Linked DNA regions of Mus musculus: region 2 is linked to region 1. A link is a loop called in an ENCODE intact Hi-C map of the cell type or tissue named here. Cell type or tissue: heart. All regions are shown on one strand. Each heading gives the region's core, and the rest is flanking DNA. Links, peaks and the distances in the headings are about the cores only. Region 1 holds the start of Fasn (fatty acid synthase). Region 2 holds the start of Csnk1d (casein kinase 1, delta).

Region 1 (6,524 bases), core at 830-5,829:
GCTGCCAGGGAGGAAGGACAGGTCTGTGTGTCCCCGAGGGAAACGAAATGGTTTTAGAAAAGATATACATTTTTAGTGTCAAAGACTCAAAGGACAGAAAAGCTCAAAAGACAAAGATAGCCATCTACAAAGCTAGAAATGGCTTACTAGCAGGCATTTACCCATTACGTCTGGGTTCTAGCAGCAGCCGCAGCCACAGCAGCAGTAAAATGACCACTTAGACCATGGTTCAAGTGGACACTGGCAGGGCTGCTCTAGGCTTTAACCTGTACCCGTGTGGAGTACAGCTTGCCAGACAGTCCTTGGCCTGTCTCTGTTAGGGATGTAAGTGGTCAGAAGCGTTCATGAACACTCCCTGTTATACTCAAGCCCCAGGGACAGGACGAGGAAGGACTGAACTCTCAATGGGGTAGCCTGGCTTGAATGGGAGGGGGGGCCACCTGCTACCGCCGCCACCCCCCCCCCCCCAGCCCTTAGGAAACAGTCACAGCATCTCAGGGTGTTTTGGTTTTTGCTTTCTTTTGTTTCCATAGCCCAGATTTCTGTGTGCTAGGGGAGAGGCAGGCCTAGGATCAGTTGAAAATATGTGAAGCCCATGCCCACACACACCTCTTGCACCCTAGTCAGGACCCAACACAGTTGCTGCCACTGGCTAGTGCTAGGTCACTATGGAGGGCCTGCTGGCCTGTATAGGCTCTCACAAAGAAAAACAGAATATGAGTCCCTACAGGTTGTTATGACATGACCAACTCTGAGCACATACCCTTCCCATGTTCCTAACCTACATCTTTTTCTACTTCTTGCCTGTAGAGTGTCCAGCACCTTCAAGACCCAGCTGTTTCCAAAAGGTCAACCGGAGCCCTGTCCCCATACAAAAGGCCTTTGCTGTCAAAGGGCTAAAGATGGAAGCTCAGCCAAAAGCCACACCCCCCAGACCCAGCAAGTCTCACCCAGCTAAACCTACAAACTGCCAGCAGCAGCGGCCCTCTAGGATCCGCAACTACAACCTCAAGGACTAAGTCTCAGCCTCCTGCAGGAGACTGCACAGGGGCTCCACCTTGTACGTGGGGCCTGTGGTTATACAAGTTGGGAGTGAGAATACACATGGTATACAGGTGGGTTGTGAGCACAGGACAGCATCCCAAATGATGGCCTTTCTGATGCTAAAGAGCAATTAAAGCCTCCTCCATCTGTTTGGCCTGTGAAGTTGTCTGTCTTGTCCTACTTGGGGAATGCAGGCTGGATCCTGGGCTGGCCTCTGCCCCCTGCCTGTCACCACCCACAGCCACTGTGCACTCGCCCTGTCGGTGACACTGTCCTCCAGAGCCTGGTGGGCAGAATAGAGTGGCCACCTGCAAAGTATGTCCCCAAGGAACACTGTATGAGAGGTCCTCCCGGGAGCATGGGCCTGGCCACCCAGAGGCCCAGTCTCGGAACCAGACCCATCTGCCTACTGAAAACCTCATGAGACCTGCCTGACCACTTCCTGTCCATAGCATGACTTAAAGAGGCCCATGGCCTTAGCCTTGCTGGGTATCAGACACACAGGGCTGCAGGGTCCAGGCAGCTCCCAGGTCCAGGTTGTTGTGTGTCCTTGACTAATCATGTGACTCTTGCAGCTTCATTTTTGCATCTCTGTGTGTAAAATCCTGACAGTGATTCCAGGCTGGCTGGCTCACATGGTGGGCCATCACAACATTACAGGGAAGCCCACACTCAGTAATGTGGTCTTGGATGCCAGTTGAATAACTCAGGCCTAGGTAGCAGACATCTGCAGATCACTCCTGCTGTGGGTCTGTAGTAGGTAGCTCTCAAGGTGCATATGCAAAGAGAGAGCCATAGGATGCTTTTACAAGAGCCCACCTAGGTACACTGTGCTGTTTTCACGACTGGCAGGGGCCATGGCAGGCCATCCTGACGTGGCTCTCTCATATCCACATCTGGCAATCCACTTTGTTTGTCACGTGTTTCTGAGATGTAGCCATGCAACTTCCTTTGGTGAAAAGATGATCAGAGAAGTTTGCTCTGCCCTCAGCATCCTGCTCTGTGCACGGCCCAGACTCTGCATCCCTGGGTTACATCTCCTCCAGCTGAGACCCTGACAGCTGCAGAGGGCAGAGCTCTGCTGACCACTTAGGGTTGGCCAGCAGCCTGGCCAGTGAGAAGGCAAACATGACCTATCTCAAGGCACCAGGAGCTGGGGTGGGACTGCTCTGGCTAGTATGTGTACAGGCCTTTTGTAAAACTTTCCTAGGCTGGCCCTGAAACCCAAAGACACCCACAAAGGCATAGGGGCAAAATGGGAGAGCTTGGGGGCAAGCCAGCTTATGGGCAGAATACACCTGCCAGTCCTATAGGCTGCCCTTCAGGGTCCCTGCTTAGCCTCCTTCCACAGAAAGCCTGGGTGGATAGCCAAGTTGGAGAAGCTAGAAGCCAGGGTTGACAAGCAAGGCTCTGAGGCTCTGGCTTTTGCTATAGACTTGCAGTCAAGGACCACTGACACTAGCCCCCTTCCCCCTCCCCCCCACTCCCGGGCCATTACCCCATAAGGAGGTCAGTCTTAGTGGCCTGGGCCTGTAGTGGAAGGACAGGAGGGAAGGGAACAACCTCTCTAGGCACTCAAGGGACCCAACCCTGAGAAGTCTGTGTCTTTTTGGACGGTGAGTTTTGTCATCCCCCGCCCCCAAATTCGATAACCCTTTGAAAAGAGGAATTTAAAGGGAGGGAGGGAGAGGGTCCCGGAAACTCAGGGAGGCGCGCAGCAGCTCCTTTGTTCCCACCAGGCGGGGGAGGGGTGGTATCCCGCTCGCCAGATGGCCGCGCCTGGACACTGAGCGGACTCCGGAGGCCGCCACACGCGCCCGTCAGTGTTCCCTATCCTGCCTACTGCTCCCGTCCCTGCCCGCATCCTGGTCTCCAAGGTGGCCACAGAGGGTGGGAGTCCGAGAAAGCTGGGCCACGATGACCGGTAGTAACCCCGCCTGAGGCGCCCTCCGCCAGGGTCAACGACCGCGCTTGCGCGGGGGCCCGCGAAGTGCTTTGCCGCTGTTGCCGGCCCATCACCCTATTGCCTAGCAACGCCCACCCGCGCGCCGCCATTGGGCCACCGAGAACGGCCTCGGTGTCCAATTGGTTTCGATGTGGAGCAGGCCACGCCCCTCGGTTCCGCGCGCGCTACGATCGCGGCGTGGAATCGCAGCGACACGGACCTGTCCCCCCGCGTGGCCCTGGTGTCCTCCTCAGTGCAGAGTTTCCAGTGTGACCAAGCACGCCCGACCCACACTGCGCGCGCACAGTGCACACCTGGCACCGGCCGCGAGGGGGTGGGGGTGGGAGGACAGAGATGAGGGCGTCGGGATGAGCCCCGCGTGGCCCGCGCGAGGCCGGGGGCGGGGACGGAAGCAGGCGGGGGCTGCGCGTTCCTTGTGCTCCAGCGCGCGCCCGTGCAGGGTCCCGGCTGGGGGCGGCGCGCGCGGGCATCACCCCACCGGCGGCGGCGCGCCGGGTCCCGGGGCGCAGCCCCGACGCTCATTGGCCTGGGCGGCGCAGCCAAGCTGTCAGCCCATGTGGCGTGGCCGCGCGGGGATGGCCGCGGTTTAAATAGCGCCGGCGCGGCCTAGAGGGAGCCAGAGAGACGGCAGCGGCGTCCCGTCCAGTTCGCCTGCCGCGCTCCTCGCTTGTCGTCTGCCTCCAGAGCCCAGACAGGTACGCCGCTGCGTTCGGGGTTCCGGGGCGGCAGGCCGGTGTCGGGATGCCACGGCTCCAGTGGAAGGATAGGCGGGCGCCCATCCTCGGCACCCCTGCGCTCACAAAAGCGCCGCCGCGCCCCTCCGACAGCCAGCCACCGGGCTGAGCTCCGCGATCAGGCCGAGAGGGGCGCGGGAGGGGTGTGCGGAGAGCCAGCGCGGCGGGCCGCTGTCACGTGGGCGCCGCGCCAACCGGGTGCAGGAGTCTGGGCGCCTCGTGGATGGGGCCGGGGCCTTCACTCGCACTGGGCGGCTTTGGCAGGGCGCAGGAGGCCGCGGTGGTACCCGGGCTTCAGCTTGGAGAAGGCAGATGCGGGTCTGGGTGCGCACGAGGCCCCAGGGGCCTCAGCGGAAGTCATCAGACCATCCAGGCCTCACCGGCTGGGTGGCACGGAAGCCTTCTCGTTGGACTACGGTTGCAAGGCCTGAACTGCCCTGGGCAAGTGCCTTAGGGACAGGAGGATCTAGCAGATCCTTCTGCTGCCTCGGCCAGGTTACAAAGTGTTCGACCAGATGGCGAGAGGCTTCACCTTTCCCCTAACCGCACCAAGCTGAGAGTAGTATTCCAGGTCGGACCTTGCTGAAAGGGTCCATTGGCAGGGGATCGGTTTGCCTCAGCCCTGCTAGGCCTGGGCACTCACTAGTTGTCGGGCCTGTTCCCTCTGGGTCCTAACCAAGCCTGGCGTCCTGGCTGGCACTGAACGGCAGTCAGTCTCCACCCTCTTCGTGAAAGGGAAGCGCGCTGGCTTCCCCGTGGCTTAAGGTGAGAGTGCCCCAGACCCTGTTTCTTGAAGCCCCACTTCTGTTTGCAAGTTCCTGATTTGACTAGCCTGGGATGGAGCATCCAGTAGGCAACTGGAGATCCTATGGTCCCAGGTAGCTCTGGCAAAACATGGTAGGGTCAGGCCAGGTCAAGTGTCTACCCTGGAAGGGCTGACAATCTCAGAAGTAGCTATCAGTGCAAGGAGACCTAAGCACTCAGCTCATCCGTTGTTTACAGCTGAGTTCTGCTAGTTTCCACTGGGGGCTTTCTGAGCCCTTGCTCTCAGAAAGTCTTGAGGTGTGCTACCTGTGGATTTAGGTGGCTGTAGCTGGGAATGACTGTGAGAGACCCACCATGCTATCTTCCCCCACAGAGAAGAGCCATGGAGGAGGTGGTGATAGCCGGTATGTCGGGGAAGTTGCCCGAGTCAGAGAACCTACAGGAGTTCTGGGCCAACCTCATTGGTGGTGTGGACATGGTCACAGATGATGACAGGAGATGGAAGGCTGGTGAGTGTCCCCTCGGGATCATGCAGCAGGATGGTCTGAGAGTTTATGACCAAGGCACTTCTGGAGACAGGGAACTCCCTGTAGAGCTAGCTGTGAGGTTGAGAACCGGTCAGAATGAAAAGGGACAGGTGACTTGGTTGATCCCTCGTGGAGGACACCAAAGGTGGATCATAGAAGGGGGCTGGCCCTTTGGATATCTCATCTGCAGCCTGTGCCCTGAGCTGGCAGATGGTGTCTAAGATGACTCTCACACCCAATGGGCTCTAACAGAGCCACAGAGCAGCTCTACCTGATGGACAGGTGTGAGTCAGCATTGGGCTGGCCTGGCCAGCCTGGGAGCAGGCAGAGGGTCTCCCAGTCGCCAGCCTCACCTCCTACAGGGTTGGCTCTGGGTCACCCACATGTGGCTGTTTTGGGACTCCTCACTAGCAGTGAGTCTGGGTCACTCTCTGGGAGCCTGGCTTCAGAGGCTGTGATGTTCCTCAGGGCTCTATGGATTACCCAAGCGGTCTGGAAAGCTGAAGGATCTCTCCAAGTTCGACGCCTCCTTTTTTGGGGTCCACCCCAAGCAGGCACACACAATGGACCCCCAGCTTCGGCTGCTGTTGGAAGTCAGCTATGAAGCAATTGTGGATGGAGGTGGGTTGTTGGGGAATTCCTACCCTTTTTAGAACATACTGTAATGAGGGCTGGGGACATAGTTCAGTGGTAGCGCAACTTGTCTAGTGTGTGCAAGAACCTGGACTTCATTCCTGGTACTGTTAAAAGGAAAAGGAGATGCAACAATAATATCTTTTTGGCTCTTGAGACATCAAGGGCTCAGAGACAGGCCTGGCATGGGTCTCTCTAGCTATGTCCCCAATCCTGATACAGGGCCGGTGGCTCAGGAGGCGGGGGCCCTGAGCAGGGCACAGTTTCACAACCGCACACTAGAAGTGTCCCAGGCGCGCCCTGTTACCCTAGTTTCCTCACTCCCCAATGTCTGGTTGTTCTTGGGCTGAGGGCGGGGCTTACAGCAGGTAGCTCTGCAGGGGCTCAGCCTCGAGCTTTGGCAACAACCCTGTCCCACTGGCTGTCTCTTATTCTGGATCCTACTGCTTGGGACATGGATGTGCCCCCAGGGATAGAAGGCCCTATAGTGGGCAGCGAGTGTGGGTTGGTATGGTGGGGGTGCGCTTCAGGTTGGGAGATGTTAATTAGCCCTATACTTGATAGACAGCTTGATGCACAACTGCCCTGGGGTATGGTATAAGACCAGCGAGCCCTTGGTGAAAATGAAGGCCCTCACCTCGGACCTGTCTGGCTGCCCAGGCTCTATCAAAGGCTGGGCACAGCTCCCAGGGGGTTACCCACGGTCCTCTGCTTTCCCGGCTTGGACACTTGGCCTTTGTGTTCCTGTATCTCCTTATCACAGCCTGTCCCAGGGCAGGCTGCCCTTGGCACTAGAGAACTCATTGGCCAGCAGCCTCTTGAGACCCACCAGTAACACCAGAGGCCAAGGGAGTT
Region 2 (6,524 bases), core at 507-5,506, 170 kb before region 1:
TTTTATCTCTACCACCCACATGGTACACAGACATACATGCAGTCAAAGCATTCACACACATAATAAAATGAATAAATCTAGAAGGAATTTAAATAAAATGTTAAAAAAGAGAAAGAGAGAGAGAAAGAGAGAGCCGGGCATGGTGGCACACACCTTTAATCCCAGCACTCAGGAGGCAGAGGCAGGTGGATTTCTGAGCTCGAGGCCAGCCTGGTCTACAAAGTGAGTTCCAAGACAGCCGGGGCTACACAGAGAAACTCTGTCTCGAAAAAACAAAACCAAACAACAACAACAACAACAAAAACCCCCCAAAAAACAGTGGAGGCTTGGTGGTGCACTTCTGAGGATACAGGTGAGGACAACTTGCAGAAGTTAAAAATGAGCAGGCTGCACGGAAGGTGAACTCCAGCTAAGTGAGGGTAAACTCACTCATACAGGCTGCTCAACAGGAGACATCTGTCACAGTTCCAAGCGGAAGGATGCGCTTATTCTGTTCCCAGTCTCCTCTTTTCCTAATGGCTCAGGGAGAAAGGCAGGCTGGGTCTCCACGCTCCAGACATAGCTTCCCTACTTGGTATTCTGAAAGGAAACCTCGCCCCATGCCTGGGAGGCTGGGGAGATCTGGGCTGAAGCCAAGTGGTCTTGTATGAATCTGGAAGCTCACACTTACTACAAGCATTGGGGGGTGGGGGGGAATCTGCAGACACATACGACCCTCACAGTGAAGCCCAGTGGGCAGAGATACAGCTGTGCCCAGCAAAGCTATGATGGAATCTATACTCCAAATTGTTGGGGGCACCTGGAAAGTTGCCTAGCACCCCAGCTCCAACAAGGGCTACTCAAACCTTCCTGAGACTAGGCTTCTGTTGGGGTTTGTGGTTAGAATACACGTTAGTTGGGCAGGGGTGTCCAGTCTACAACATACACAGGGAGTTCAGGTATGAGTTTTGAGGGAGAGCCTAAATCAGCACCTTTGTTGGGAAGTGAGGACAAGAGGGGGATAGCCAGTACCCCACAGAAGCTGCCCCAGGCCCTCAAGGCAGTATATTTATACCTTGTTGTCTTGCTTTGGCTGGCCTGGCCTCATGCTCCACACTGGGCTGGACATCTGATCACAGGAGTCATTTGTGAAGCTGATGTTACTGAGTACTTAGTGTGGGTATCGCTTAGGGTCACCGTGAACCAGAAAGCTAACAAGGCTATTTCCAGCAGAACACAGCATGTTTGCTAAAGCACCTGTGTAGGCCTTTGCGTGGGCATTGTTACTGCAGGAGAAGGGTCTACAGGCCTAACACTTGGCCCCCTCTCAAGAGTGTTCAAATTACTAGCAGCGTTGTGAGAGGGTAGATTGTGTAAGTATAGAAAGAACCTAAACTTCAGAGGTGCCCGTGGTGAAGAGCCACCATGATCTCAGTCAGTGCAATCTCTGCCCGGCATGCCCAGGGGATGGCGATGGCTTTGGCACACACATTCTGCAGCAAGGGACTGTGATGAGAAGCCAAGAACCCCAGCACAGGACACTTGCAAATGACCTTCAAAACCCAGAGCATTGATCCTGCCTGGGGCCTCTTCCGTGCACTGCCTCCTTCTGACCATCGAGTAAGTAAAACGCAGCAAGAACTTTGGTCACTTTATCAGCTGACTGTCCTGTATACAAGTAATAAGAAGGGTGTGCAGAGCCCTAGGCACGCAGCAGCTCACACCCTCGGCTCTCTATTCCAGACAGAGCAGGTGCTCCCAGAGGGAAGACCGCTAGGCAAAGATCAGGCCCGAGGTTGGTAAGAGAGAGGTTAGGCCAGATACCAGGTTTGCTGTTTTCAGTTCAATATAGGGGCTTCTCAGATGAAGTTAGGTATTGTTCATCAACAGAAAAAAAATTATACTTGAATTCTGTCAGTAAGATTATTTTTACTAGTTTGGCCGCATCTGGCTCTGACTCCTGGACTAAAAAGCTAGGCAGTTCCCATACCTGCCGCTCAGTGACCACTGGTTTCAGTTTGCCTTGTGGTGTCTTCTGTCTCCGGCTGTGTAATGCTCCCCAACCTGACTGCCAACTGTGTGCAGGCAGGCACTGCAGGACCACCAAAAGGAAGGGTGGTGGAGCTGGGAGACTAGAAGACATGTCAGCTCCACGTGCTTCTGCAGGGCTGCTGAGTTGTCATGCAGCGTGATACCCTGTGCAGATGCTACGGGTGCTAGCTGACCAAATAGAAGCATTACACTCATCTGTGACTCTCGTGTTTCTGGCTGGGTGAGAGTGGGCCTAGAAAAGCATCTATTTGGAAGGTTGTCCCCTCCTGGTTAGGGGGCACCTCCTGTGTGGTAGCTCCTCCAGAGTCCCTCCTCAGTGGTCAGAATGGACAGCCAAGTCTTGGAAGCTGGCCGTCAGCCTGAACTTCAGAATTCATGTTTGTGTTTGCCAGGGGAACATGCAGATCCAATGCAGACCAGATAAAAATGTTGACTCTCTCTCCAGGCAGACAGCCCTGGAGAGCGATCAGAGTCTGAGACATACCCTCTACACCCTCAGTGAACTCAACACTGACCTTCCTGCCCACAGTGGGTCCCAGGAAGACCTCTTTTCTTCCACCCTTGTGTGCAAGAAGCTGGCAGGCAGCAGCAGGCACGTTTTGCACCATTCAAAGCCCACAACTGGTGATTCCTACAAAAGCTAACTGTCTACCTGTGATCTCAGAGCTAGGCCTGGACCGCCCTCTCTGCCCTTTTCCCCTATCTGTAAAGGGCCTTTCCCGGGGTCTACAAAAGGAACTGCTATTCGGCTTCTCTCTGCCTGTTTAGGGGCAGGGTCGCTATAGCCCAGGCTGGTCTCGAACTCCCAAGGGCTGGAACTACAGGCATTTCTTACCACACATGGCTTAGCTTCCTCGGACTTCTATTGGAGACAAATGGGAAGACCAAAGAGACCAGCTGGAGTCATCCTGCGGGAACGGTGGACACTGGGACAGAGAAACAGGCCTGGTTGCGACTGCGCAATCCATCAAGTAGCCAAGCCCCGCCCCCGAGCACGGTGGCCCCGCCCCCTTGGGTTGCTAGGGGAAGTGACGTCACAGCGCGATGGCGGCGGCTCCTTTAGGCAGCTGAAGGGGGATTTAGGCCCGGAAGATCCGAGTCCATCCGCGGCGGGGAGAGGGCGAGCGGGGCCGGCAAGGGCCGGAGCAGCGGCGGCGGCGCTCGGACTGTCCCATCCGCCCCGTATTGAGGCGCTGAGAGCGACGGGGCGACCGGAAAGCGATGGTGAAAGCGGGGCCGTGAGGGGGGCGGAGTCGGACCGGACCCGCAGTAGCGGCAGCAGCGGCGCCGCCTCCCGGAGCGCAGACCCAGGAAGCGGCCGGGCGGGCAGTAGCGAGCCGCACCGCTGCCATGGAGCTGAGGGTCGGGAACAGGTACCGACTGGGCCGCAAGATCGGCAGCGGCTCCTTCGGAGACATCTATCTCGGTGAGGCCCGGCGCCATCGAGCGCCCGGGGGCCTTGCGGATCGGCGGGCGGGGTCCCCGGCAGGCCGAGGCCTGCGGAGGGCCGGAGTGGACGTTCGGCATCCCCGCAGCCGAGGGCCCGGGCACCGGCCTCGGCCAGACACCAACGGCCGCTGTGCGAGCGCGGCCGGGGGGCTGGGCGCGGCGCGGCGGGTCGGGGTGGGGTGCGGGGAAGGGCTGGAAGGACAGGCCGGTCTTGGGGACTGCAGGCCGGGGGGCAGAGCTCGGAGCGTGTCTGGGGATGGTCGGGGACCCGGGAGAGGAAGAAGGAGGCCTAGAGGCGGGGGCCAGCGGGCCTCGGTGGTGGGGTGTCAGAGGGCGTGGGAAAAGGACTGGGGGCGGGGGCCGGGGGGGGACAGCGGGGAGGGGGAGGGGAGAGCGGGGCAGGGGAGGGCAGCAGGCTGGGGGTGGGGCCCGGAGGGGGCAGGGCCTGGGCCGGGCGTCAGCATCCTCCCCCACCTAAGGTCACCGCAGTAAACAAAGGCCATGCTCTGCTCCGCCAAGGGTCTGGTGCTGTTCCTCAGCTCTGCAGTGGCGTCCTGGATGTTTTCATGTGTGGGGGAGAAATGTCAAAATAAGCCAGATGTAGTGTGGAGGTGGGGAGTGTCCCGGTCAGAAATGGGGGAAACGACCGGCTGATTTCTGAGGGTTCTTGGAGCAGTCTGGGCCTGCTCTTTTCCACAATGGCATCTCCACTTAGCTGACCCGCTAAAGGGATCACCCATAGCCTCCTGGCTGCCACTCTCCTCCAAATCAGGACTGAAAATGTTCCCTGTGCCTGGCCTGAAAGGCCTTGGTTTGGTTGGGGTCTTGAGGATATGTTGAGCATCTAAGTTGACTACTGGACACCCGGAAATCAACAGGAATGAAGTTTTGATGAATGCAGATGCATTCAATGTCGAGATGTAGGCAGAACAGAGGGGAGAGAAGTGGTGTGGAAGGAAGTTCTCATGATGGCTCTCAGAATTCTCAAGGTAGACATGAGGGTTGCTTAGGGTTGCTTAAACCTGATAGTTGGGGATTTTTAAATACAAACTTCCCCCTGCATTTCTTAGTAGAATTATGTTATTCCAAAGCCCCTTGAGAACTTGGAGCCTTCTGGTGGTGAACTTCCTGTTAGAGGTAACCATATTCTGTTGAGCAGTAGCCCATCCCTGCATTTGTTTGGCTGTTGTACCTCTAGTGGAGAGTCAGGAAGAAGCTGTGCTTTGGGCCGGCCTTCTAGTCTTCCCAAGCTTATGAACTTGCACTCTGACTCCTCACAGGACCTTGATAGCTGGTGGTGTGGGGTGAACAGCTGGCCCATTTGGGTAGTTCAGAAGTATTTATGGTGCCTGGTTAGCATACAGGGTAAGCCTGCTATGTGCCACATGAGTGCCTTTGAATCCGAACTTCTTGCCAGAGTGGTCTGATGAGTAAAATATGCTTTAGAGATACTTAGGATTTGCTTATTTAAATATTTATAACCAAGTAGAGAGCCAGATGCCTTCTCGGCAATGTTTGGGAGTCAAAGTGCTGGGTAAATTGGAGCTGTTTGGCGTATTTATAGAACAATAGATTTTGGCAGAAGTTTAACCTCAGGATATAGGAGCTAGACTGAAAACCAATCCATTAGCCACCCTTTCATGGGCATCAGAAAATAGGTATTTTGAAACTTTTTGTTCCCTGAGATCTTGCCAAAAGGTTTTGTGCTTTCTGAAGATTGATTATAACAACCAGTTGTGCTATGGTAGTCATGTGTCATTCAGAGATGGGAACCTTTCTCCAGGAGAGTGCAAGCTGTGTCTGGGGTTGCAGTTTACTTAGTCACATCTCTACTGCCCCACCTGGTTCCCCACCTCCATCCAGAGCATGGGGCAGGATATGAGGGACAAGACAAAGGCTGAAAGACTGTTTTGAACCCGCAGATGCATATCCTGCTCAGGGTCTTCCACAAGTGGGTGGTTGGGGGCTGGCTTAGACACAGGCTGGGCACAGCGTTTGATCACATGAACTAACCTTTTCCAGAAAGGTTTAATTTGGTGACTCCTCTGTTGTGCTCCAAGATGGGCACTGGATCCTAGGGTTAGAATCACTGGCTTATCTGTCTGTCATGGTGTGAGTTTTGTTGTTGTTGTTTTGTTTAAGACATGGTCTCACTATGTAGCCCTGGCTGGCCTTGAACTCAGAGATCTGCCTTCTGAGTGCCAACATGCTAGGCCTACAGTGTGCCTTTTGTCAGGGGATTAAGCACTGCCAGTCTTTCTCTGCTTAGCTCTCAGCCCTACTGTCCTTTCAAGATACCCCTTTGGGGAACTGAATGTGAAATGAGTGACTCAGAATAAGATAGGCTAGGAAAGCAGGTCTGCAGGACGGTTTGGAGACAGGACCCGAAGACAGTGGGTGGATTGGCTCACCCGTACATACAGTAGGTCAGGAGCCGTGTGAGCATGAGTGGAGTTGGATCCTCATCTTGAAGTCTGTGTGACATGGGTTCTGGTGCAAGTGCAGTTGAAACATATTCCTAACTCTCCCACTTAGGTACTCCACATAAAGTACTTTATTCTTCCAGTGGGGTTCTCCCTTTTTTAAGCCTGGGAGTTGGGGGGGTATATTTCACCCTGAGACATTTTTACATAGAAATATGTAAAACTGTGGTCATAAGTAATTAAACCTGTGCTTATGCCTTCCCTGGTGGCCTGCTGTGCCACCAGACAGGAGGAAAGAAAGTCTAGTGGCCTGTCATGTTGTTGCTTGTGTCTTCTCTAAAACTACCTCTTTAGAGGTCACTGGCATCTTGCGTCTGTTTCTTGATTGCCCAGGTTTTAGAAAACCCAATCTCAGTCTTTGTCCAAGACAGTCAGATGTAGAATGTGCCACTGCCCACATATCTGTAGATGACCCCTGGACAGAAGCGTTTGCTGAGTTGAGCAGCCTCTCTGTCCTAACCTCACCCCAGTGTGTGTTGTTTTGGAACTGATGTTTCTGACGCGTTGGGAGCCAGTAGAAAGCCCTTTTGCTAGTACTGTGCCACTTGATAACTTTTGTTT

The links. Peaks named below come from ENCODE experiments on the same cell type or tissue, not always from the same donor. Only the 100,000 strongest peaks of a DNase experiment are listed, where the experiment ranks them.
Region 2: a loop joins it to region 1, with 6 times the contacts of the local background. A loop is called at or near these places in 1 of 42 quality-filtered maps.

Annotation. Positions count from the first base shown.
Region 1 is chr11:120,821,211-120,827,734 of GRCm38, reverse strand. Fasn (fatty acid synthase) reads left to right here and starts at 3,188. Exons shown (of 43, transcript NM_007988.3): 1 at 3,188-3,705; 2 at 4,883-5,018; 3 at 5,505-5,657. The coding sequence starts at 4,892. It overlaps Ccdc57 (coiled-coil domain containing 57), which reads left to right. Exons shown (of 19, transcript NM_027745.1): 19 at 811-1,193. The coding sequence ends at 1,019. In heart, for the core only: CTCF peaks have their summits at 3,299 and 3,605; DNase peaks (open chromatin) are centred at 2,194, 3,094, 3,464 and 4,704; H3K4me3 peaks cover 4,022 bases; H3K27ac peaks cover 3,989 bases.
Region 2 is chr11:120,987,868-120,994,391 of GRCm38, reverse strand. Csnk1d (casein kinase 1, delta) reads left to right here and starts at 3,059. Exons shown (of 10, transcript NM_027874.2): 1 at 3,059-3,457. The coding sequence starts at 3,382. LOC115486436 (a long non-coding RNA gene) reads right to left here and starts at 3,028. Exons shown (of 2, transcript XR_003949839.1): 1 at 1-3,028. In heart, for the core only: CTCF peaks have their summits at 3,081 and 3,281; DNase peaks (open chromatin) are centred at 1,601, 2,411, 3,031 and 3,781; H3K4me3 peaks cover 3,768 bases; H3K27ac peaks cover 2,445 bases.